Regions from separate parts of the Homo sapiens genome. Here region 1 is linked to region 2. A link is a loop called in an ENCODE intact Hi-C map of the cell type or tissue named here. Cell type or tissue: endothelial cell of umbilical vein. All regions are shown on one strand. Region 1 overlaps LDB2 (LIM domain binding 2). Region 2 has its middle 16 kb from the start of SNORA75B.

Region 1 (5,000 bases), 560 kb after region 2:
GCAGATGAGACTGAGTAACTTTTCCAAAGCAACAGAGCAAAGAATAATGTCATTGATGTCTAGACCCAGGTCCTCTGGCAGCAAGGTGTGTAGGCTGTATTTGTAAGATGCATTATGGATATATATTATTTAATATCCACAGCAACTCTGGCTTTGGGACCGTCTCTGCCACTTAATAACTGTGTCCTTTGTTGGGCATTTACTCTGTTCCAGTCACTGGTCCATGTATTATATAGCTTAATCCTCACAATTAAGAGTGAGGTATAATGATATCCATTTTATAAATAATGAAACAGAGGGACAAAGAGCTTTGGTAATTTGTCTGAGATCACACAGGTAATAAAAGCCAGGATTCTGGACATTTTGTGTAAATGAAATCACCCAATATATGGCCTTTTGTGTCTGGCTTCTCTCATTGCCATAGTGTTTTGAGGCACATGTTATACACAGCATGCATCTGAATTTTCTTTCGTTTATTACTTCTAGTGTACCATTGTCTGAAGATACCACATTTTGTTTATCTGTTCATTAGTTGATAGACATTTGGAGTGTTTCCATTTCTTGGCTGTAGTGAACAATGAAGCTATGAGCATTTATGCATGCATGTATGTAACCTTTTATTACTAGGTATTTTCCCACAGTCCCCTGTCTCTTGCTCACACACACACATGCACACACAAACACAAAGAGGAGTTCAAAGGGAAGAGTTCTGAGGCCAGATTATATGACTTTGATCACTGACTCCAAACTGTACCAGCTGTGTGACTCTGAGAAAATTAAGTAACCTTTCTGAGCTTTGGTTTTCTTCACCTGTAAAATAAGGATAATAATTCACCTCTCTGATAGTGTCTTTCAAAGGCTTGACTTAGATAATGCACGTTGTTTGGCTCATAATTACACAATCAGTAAGTGCCAGGTAAGCAACAAGAATACAGAAAACAACCCAAAGAAGATGGTGACTCCATCCATGCAGTGCACAGTCTAATTGCTGGGACATAAAAGGATAAGAACTGGGCATAATGTAAAATAAAATAAAAACATAATATTACAGGAATAGTCACCATGAGGTTCCCATTAATTTTTTAAAAAAACGCATATCTCAGTCTAGAAAATAAAGACTTTTCTGCAGGTTGGAAGGTGTGAGAGGCGTTAGGATCAAGGCAGGACAGGATGGAAGCCTTGAGGAATGAACAAGGGATGGTTGAGAAAGTGTGGGAGAATGCGTGGAATGAGGGCATTGCATCGGACTAGTTACCCTTTTTTTTTTTTTTTTTTTTTTTTGAGACGGAGTCTCACTCTGTTGCCAGGCTGGAGTGCAATGGCGTGATCTTGGCTCACTGCAACCTCTGCCTCCCTGGTTCAAGCAATTCTCCTGCCTCAGCCCCCCGAGTAGCTGGGATTATAGGCATGCGCCAGCACGCCCAGCTATTTTTTTTGTATTTTTAGTAGAGATGGGGTTTCACCGTGTTGGCCAGGATGGTCTTGAACTCCTGACCTCGTGATCCACCTTTCTTGGCCTCCCAAAGTGCTGGGATTACAGGCATGATCCACCGTGCCTGGCCTGACTAGTTACTCTTGAGGCTGAGATGGGAGAATCCCTCGCGTCCAGGAGTTCGAGGCTGTAGAGAGCTATGACCACACCACTGCACTCTAGCCTGGGTGACAGAGTAAGACCCTGTCTCTCTAAAAAAAGAAAGGAATATGAAAAAAGAAATATTGCAACTGTAGAAATGGAGGGGAGTACGGGTTCCTAACAGGAACTGGTCTGTGCATCAGGAGGTGTGACAGGTCAGTGAATGAAGCTTCATCTGTATTTACAGCCGCTCCCCCATCACTCACATTACTGCCTGAGCTGCACCTCCTGTCAGATCACTGGTGGCATTAGATTCCCATAGGAGCACAAACCCTATTGTGAACTGTGCATGCGAGGGATCGAGGTTGCACGCTTCTCATGAGAATCTAATGCCTGATGATCCGTCGCTGTCTCCCATCATATGCCAATGGGATTGTCTAATTGCAGGAAAACAAGCTCAGGGCTCCCACTGATTCTACATTATGGTGAGTTGTATAATTATTTAATTATATATTAGAATGTAATAATAGTAGAAATAAAGTGCACAGTGAATGTAATGCACTTGAATCATCCTGAAACCGTCCCCCAGAGTGTCCGTGAAAAACCTGTCTTCCACGAAACCAGTCCCTGGTGCCAAAAAGGTTGGGGACTGACGGCTTATAGCATTTTCTCCTCTTCAGACGTCATAAAGACAGATATCCTCCTACCTTTTCTTCTGGTAGGTTTTGGCTTTCTTTATTTACATGTTTACTTCCTCCAGAACTTACGTTTGGTTATGTGAGCTATAACCTAATTTATTTATTATTTGCGGGTGAAAAGCCAATTGTCTCCACACTCCTCATCAAATAATTCTTCTCAACCTCACTACCCGGCAATGCCGTATCTACCAGATACTTATTTTCCACACAGGCTTCTGTCTGTGTCTTGGTTCTCCATTCTGTCCCACTGTTCTGTTTGTCTGCCTATTTCCTTCACTTTATATTATCATGTAAGAATGTGCTTGTGTTATTTTAAACCATGTGTGAACATTATATTTTAAAGATTTCTGTTTTCTTTCCGGTGGACATATCAGTTTCTTGAATCATTTCTCTATTGTAGGGCAAACACATTGTTCCTAGTTTTTTGTGTGTGTGTTTTTTTCTATTATGAGTGCTCCTATGGTGAGCAATTTTTCGTATAAAGCATTTACATATTTTTGGATTATGTCCTTTGGATGGAGTCCCAGAAATAGAATTACTGAGTCAAAGGGCATGAATATTTCTTAATGCTTTTAATTCACAGCATATATTTATTTAAAACATTAAAGTGAATAAAGATTCTGGAAAGTTCCTGGTACTCTATGATGTGGTTGTAATCAGCTGGGCTGTGCCAGCTCTGAACCTTGGTATGGCTGCCCTGTGGGAGTTCAAGAGGGAGATTAATGTGTCTCCTTGATAGATTTATCTTTTGTCTTTGGTAGTTTGTCTAACACATTTTTTGTATTCATTTATTCAGGCAGTCATTTTTAACCACCTATTATATGCCAGGCTTCAGAGCAAAGCAGGCAATAGGATCTTATATTCCCAATGAACACAATTTTTTGTATGTAAGAAGACAAACAAACAAAATTGAATGATCAAGGAAAAATATAGACTGATGTGATAGCAAGTAGGCTTCTGTAGATTGGATGACCCAAAGATGACAAGGATGCTGAGATTTGAATGAGGAGAAAGAGAAAACCACACCAAAGAGAGGAAAGGCATCCACTGGTGGTGGACGCAGCTGGTTCAAAGGGCCCTGTGGTGTAGTGGAGTGCAGCCCTGGGCCCGAAGGAAGGTCCCCAAGGTAAGAACCTAGATCTGCGGGCTGTGCTGAGAGTGCAGTGAACCAACAGCAAAGAAGAAGAGAAAGTCCCATCCACACAGGAGAGTGAGCTCCCTACACAGCAATGACGAACCATAGAAAAGTTTTAGCTGGGAGGGTCACAATCTAATGGGTATTGTTAAAAGATCCTCCAGGCTTCTTTGCAGAGCACAGGTTACAGGGGAACAGGAGTGGGGGCTGAGAGATGAGTTAGGAAAAAGTCATTGTTGTCCAGGCTGAAGTTACTGGAGGCACAGAGAAGGGGTGGCAGTGGAAGGAAAGAAACATGGGTGGATTTCCATTCATGTGTTGGAGGTAAGTTCATGGGATTTGCTGACAGATTGGAGGTGTGGAGTTAGGGTAAGACAGGAATCAAGAGTATGTTCTCAAATGCTGGCCTAAGTGACTGAGAAACTGGAATTATATTATGGAGATGGAAGAGAATGAGAAGAATTGGCTTGTAGGGGATGGAGTTGGGGGAGATATCTGGCTTTGGCCATGTTAAGCCTGAGATGCCTCTTTGGTTAAGAAGTGGAGAGGTGAGTGAGGCAGTTAGAGTCACAATTCTGAAGTCCCAGGGAGAAGTTTGGAGCTGTAATATGTACTTGGGTGTCACTGACAGAGAGAATTCAAGTCCCCTGGTAAACAGATTTGTAAACAGAGAAGAGAATAGAAATGATTGACCATCATCAAGAAAAACATTATTTTTTTCTAGGTTTCAAGAATATTCTGGGTTTCTTATATTTGTCTTTGTGAACAAAAATTTTTTTTTCATTTTTTCCAAGTAGGAAGAGAGAAAATCTTGAGTTTTCTTATCTAGTGGTTTCCTGTGGCCTTGGTCCTGGCACAGTCCTCCAATGTTTAGTGGTGACTTGAAGAATTATTCTTGTCATTTGATCAACTATTCAAATGCAATAGGGTGGGTCACAGAAACAAGATTTTGAATCTTGCAAGCTTTTCCAGAAACATTCCCTTGTCTGCTGTGTTTATGTTGGAATGGAAAATTTGTGCCTGATTTTACAGTGAACTTTTCTCAAGATATACGACTTGCTGCCTCATGACATTATCCTGCATCTCGGGACCTCTCACACCTAGATGGTGTGATGTAATACGATGCGCGGTGCTCACTGCCACAGAGCTGTCATGAACAAAACCTGTGCTTCTAGAGTAATGCCTTTCCACGTCATTTTCAAAGTGGCTTTGCATAGGGTTCCCAGTATATTCTTTTTGATTGTGAGAGTACATGTCTCCATGTTTGAGTATAAAATAGGAAATTTAGTTATTAAAAAACAACCAATCCTCTTTCATACTAGAATAGTATAGAGTAGAGATTGCAACAGGCAGCGAGTAAAGCTTTGTGGATGGAAATAAAAATTTATGAGTCAGAGAGGATGCAAATTCCAATGTTGCCGCTTATTTGATTTGTAACCTTGGGTACATTTCTTAACCGCTTGGGGCCTCAGTTTCCCCACTGACATTGGGATAAGAAAATTACCAACTTGATAGAGAGCCTGTGAGGACTAGAAAATACTACATTTTGAAACTCTGTGCATTTTCACTGATTCAGTCATCAAAGAATCAAAGC
Region 2 (5,000 bases):
AGCACATGGACACAGGGAGGGGAACAACACACACTGGGGCCTGTCAGGTGTGGGGAGTGGGGGAAGGGAGAGCATCAGAATAAATAGCTAATGCATGCGGGGCTTAATATAACCTAAGGTGATGGGTTGATAGGTGCCGCAAACCACCATGACACACGTTTATCTGTTACAAACCTGCACGTCCTACACATGTATCCTGGAACTTAAAATAAAATTAAAAAATAAAAAAAGAAAGGCTTAGTAGGAATCTAGATGATGACCCAGTTCCAAAAACCCTTGCATTTAAAAAAATAGTGTAAGAGTTTGGAGTCAGATAATAATTCTGAAGAGATGGGAGATGATATACACATTAATATGCTGTATAATAAAAAAAGATACTCTGGAATTTAGAAATGCTTTGTAAAGGCCAATTTAGGATTGAAAGTGTTCTGAATTATGATGTGTTGAGGTTCAACAACCAAGAAAGGATGTCATTAAAGGGCATAATAGGTGCAATAGGTGTAAAGATGGCGTGAAACAAAGTAGTTGAGTGGACGGTCCAAGGTGAGATGGCTATAAAATGCCCTCCCTTGGGCTTCACCAGATTGTCACACCTTCTTGCATTTCAGGGCTGCAAACATTCTTGGCCACAAAAGCTCTGTTCTTTGTCATGGATCTGCCGTAACCTGTGGATGAAACTTTGCGTGAGCCCCTGCAAATCTAGTGGATCCACAGAAAAGAAAAGACTAGAAGCCAGCTCCTCAAGGGATGCTTAATGAATTGCCTGGGATGGATTAGGCTGAAACCAGCACATCTGGACAAGTAAGACTGAGGCTGGTCCCATGGCTGGGGCGGCCAGGCATTTTCCTCAGCTAGCAGCATCAGTACACCCCCCACCAAAGAAAGACCATTTCCCCAGTCTCTGTTTTCTGGGATAGTTCTCTGGAAAAACTCATTTAGTTGCTACACCCCATTTCTCTTACTTGCAGAGCCCTGAATTCTCAGGCTCTCTAAGTGTGAGCTTTTGTGGGCCCAGTTTCAATTCATATTGCCTCATTTTCTCAAGTACCCTAGTGGATAAAAGAAGGCTGGGCATGGTAGCTCACGCCTGTAATTCCAGCACTTTGGGAGGCCAAGGCAGGAGGATCACCTGAGGTCAGGAGTTTGAGACCACCTGGCCAACATGGCAAAACGCTGTCTCTGCTAAAAATACAAAAATTAGCCAGGCATGGTGGCATGCGCCTGTAATCCCAGCTAGTTGGGAGGCTGAGGCACGAGAATCACTTGAACCCAGGAGGTGGAGGTTGCAGTGAGCCAAGATCGCACCACTGCACTCCAGCCTGGACAAAAGAGTAAGACTGTGTTTCAAAAAAATATATGTCATTCTGTATAAAATAGATGGCATGGTTTTACTCATTTCCTCACTGATTTCCTCTAGGATGACATATTTGAACACGTTTTGTATGCCTGGCCCTATCCTAGGCACTAGGAGCTCTCAAATTGCTCACGGGAAGCTGACAGCAACCCAAAATGCAATATTAACATTGTAGGAATGAAGAGTATGGACGATAGAATATTACTGTAAAGGAGGGAGAGATTAGATTGGCCTGCAAAGAGCAAGTGAAAGATCATGGAGGTATTTGGACTGGGGCCTTAGATTTACCAAGGGATTCAGGCAGAGGGAGTGGAATAAGGAGGCAAGGGTGCTAAAAGTCATTGCTTCCCAAAGGCTGGCTCATGTAGGATCAAATTGTTGAATGATGAATTTACTTAAAATTCAATTCACTTTCCCCATTCCCCCCAACTTTTTATTTTGAAAAATTTCCACATTGTCTCACTCTCTCACACTCAGTTTTTCTTTTAGCTGAACATTTGTAAACTGCAGACATGATGACACCTCAGCCCAAAATTCCAGCAAAGGTCTCCTATGAATAAGGACAATCTACCCCATAACCACAATACCATCAGTACACCTTTGTGTGTGTGTGTTTTTGCACACTTTTCAGGGGCTTATTATTGTTTAGTCTTTTCAGGATTTTAAAAACAATAAAACAAATTAAACAAGTAGGTTACATTATAACAAAATGCAAAGGCAAAGTGACCGAAGTGTTCAAGAGTAAATAAAACAGAGGGCTATAGGCATAATGAACAACAAGAAAACCCCTTCATTTATGAAATGCTGCAAATTGGCTCTGAGTGAAATGAGCTGGAAACACAAATTACTTTGATGTGGTTTGAGTTCAGGTGTCTCTTGCTGCCAGAGAGCGTGTGAGGCGGATGTGACTCAGAGAGAATGGGTCTCGGGGTTCAGATTTTATCCCCAAGGCAAAGGTGAGAGGAAAGTTTTAAACATGACAGTGACATCATCAGCTATGTGAGAGGTGGCTCTGCATCTCTAGGCGGATGGACGGAGAGGCTGTGGGAAGTGGCAGGCTGGCCGGGCGTGAGGCTTTGGCAGTCGCAGGAGGGAAGATAAAAATGGCCTGAACCAGGGCTCGGGGCCTGGCCAGGAAGGACGTCACTGTGGTGAATCAGAGGAAGCCCACCATCTGCCTCAGGCCCTCTGACCTTCTGGAAAACTACTGAGTTGTGTCAAAATTACAACAATAAACTATGGAGTTCTCAATGGTGCCTTTCCCCCCGTCATGGAGAAAACTAATCATGTTGCTAATTGGCATGCCTCTTATTTTGCATAGACACATTCCTAATAATAAAAATACCTGCAGTGTCCCAGGAATGTGAAATGCCTTCATTTGGTTTGCTTTCACTGCAAAAAATCTAATAATTTTTTTCAGGGTAGAGATGGGTGGTAGTTGACTTAAAGAGTAAGAATATTACCTACCTCAGCACAATTAGCAAATCAGTTATGGTGGGACTAGATATTGACTTTTGCTTTAATTAGGTATCAGGAAAGATACCATTCCTGGAGGCCAGCATATTTTCATTTTTATTCGGATAGCTCTCAAGTGTCTGATGAAGTAAGTAAGAAAATGTCTTGAGGAGAAATGGGTTTGTTAAAGATAACATGTGTGATTTCAAACCTGAAAATGTGTTGTAGATAGACAAGAAAAGGTCCTCCTTCTTTAATTACTACTGCTCGAAATTAACAACACCATCATCAGTGTATTGATTGTGCAGGAAAATGTGTTTACTCATGACATGCTCACAGATGCTCTGTGCTGGGAGTTGGGCTCTTAAGAGGACCTACTTGGGAGGGCAGTGAGATCAGGATTGGGGGTGGGGGCATCCTGGAACTTGCAAGAGCTGCTCCTGGGGTTGGATGTGGAAGAAAGGAGGAACTTGCAGGTCGAGAGGACTGGGAGTGAACGAACAGGTGTCACAGATGCAGAGGCTACACAAAGTCATGGAATCCAACTGGACTCCACGCTGGGGAGTGGGATGTAACAGATAAGGGGAAAGTGGGAGAAACAGGGCAGCCAAGTCAAGAGCATGAGCTGGCTTAGGCCAGTAGAATGCTGACTAGACCACATTGGGTGATTTACCCCGCTTGGGGGTGAGGCTGGGAAGGGGGCACTTACTTGAGGGGTGGTGGTGAAGCAGTTTAGACATTTAAGGGGATTTCCAAAAGGAAACCAAATCATAAACAGAAAATACTTTGACTCAGGTATATAGGCATCATATGTGTGTTCATATTGCACTTCACAGTGATCCCCTTATTTCTGTTTCCTAGAGCTGCTGTAACTGATTACCGCAAACATGGTGGCTGAAAACAAGAGAAATTTATTCTCTTACAATTCTGGGGACCAGAAGTCTGAAAGCAAGAAGTCAGCAGGGGTGGTCCCCCAGGCGGTTCCGGGGAAGAGTCCGTCCTTGCCTCTCTCTTAGCTTCCGGCGGCTCTGACCATCCTTAGTGATCCTTGGCTTGTGGACGGATCGCTCCAGTCTCTGCCTCTGTCTGCACAAGGCTTTATCCCTGTGTGTCTGTCTGTGTCTGTGTGTCTGAAAGGTCCCTGTTCCTTTCTCTCACCATCCTTGAATTTAGAGCCTGTTGTAAATCCAGCATGATCACATGCCGAGATCCTTAATTACACCTGCAAAATCCTATTTCCAAATAAGGTCACATTCACAGATACTGAATGGGGGTGGGGTGGGTGGAGGTGGGGAGGCTTAGGACTTGGACATAGCTTTTTGAGGCCCCTGTTCACCCCTGTTACCAAGTGTATTAGTCTGTTCTCACATTGCTATAGAGAACTATCTGAGACTGGGTAATTTATAAAGAAAAGAGGTTTAATTGACTCACAGTTACACAGGGTGTACAAGAAGCAAGGCCAGGTAGGCCTCAGGAAACTTAACAATCATGGCAGAAAGCAAAGGGTAAGCCGGCACATCCTACATGGCTGGAGCGGGAGGAAGAGAGAGAGAATGGGGAGGTGCTACATACTTTCAAACAACCAGATCTCATGAGAACTTACTCACAAGACAGCACTAGGGGAATGGTGCTAAACCACTAGAAACCACCCTTGTGATCCAATCATCTCCCACCAGGCCCCACCTCCAGTACTTGGGATCACAATTCAACATGAGATTTGGTTGGGGACACAGAACCAAACCCTATTGCCAGGAGTAAGAATAAGATACTGTACTACTTATCCATCTTGTGCTCTAGACTCTGCAAGGAGAAAACTGAAAAGGATGAAAAAGACACAGAATGTGCCCACAAGTTGCTCATACTCTAGTGGCAGGGAGGCAGGCAGGCCCTACAGTCCAGTGTGGGACTGGGCAGTAGTGTGGCCAGGGGCAGGAAAAAATGAGTAAATTTGCTATGAGACCCCAAGTCAGGAGGGTACCAATCTTAGCCTGGGGTCAGGCTGGGCTGGGCTGGAAAGTGTTCCTGGAGGAGATGCTGGCAGTAAAGAACAGAACAGGGTGTGAAAGGTGGGGAGAGGCTTTCCAGATGGAAGATACAGCCTATGCACAGGTGCAGTCAGAGGCAAGGGGAAGAGAGCACGGTGCAGGTCGGAGCCATGGGTCTGAATGGAAAGCAGAGTCTGAGGCAGGAT

Evidence for each region. Peaks named below come from ENCODE experiments on the same cell type or tissue, not always from the same donor. Only the 100,000 strongest peaks of a DNase experiment are listed, where the experiment ranks them.
Region 1: a loop joins it to region 2, with 9 times the contacts of the local background. A loop is called at or near these places in 6 of 110 quality-filtered maps.

The regions. Positions count from the first base shown.
Region 1 is chr4:16,770,435-16,775,434 of GRCh38, reverse strand. The region is part of intron 1 of LDB2 (LIM domain binding 2); the gene reads left to right. Among named protein-coding and RNA genes, the nearest start is that of LDB2, 130 kb to the left of the region's middle. In endothelial cell of umbilical vein, no CTCF peak of the experiment used is centred here; a DNase peak (open chromatin) is centred at 2,704; H3K27ac peaks cover 1,287 bases.
Region 2 is chr4:17,334,090-17,339,089 of GRCh38, reverse strand. No RefSeq gene overlaps it. Among named protein-coding and RNA genes, the nearest start is that of SNORA75B, 16 kb to the right of the region's middle. In endothelial cell of umbilical vein, no CTCF peak of the experiment used is centred here; a DNase peak (open chromatin) is centred at 2,459; H3K27ac peaks cover 1,870 bases.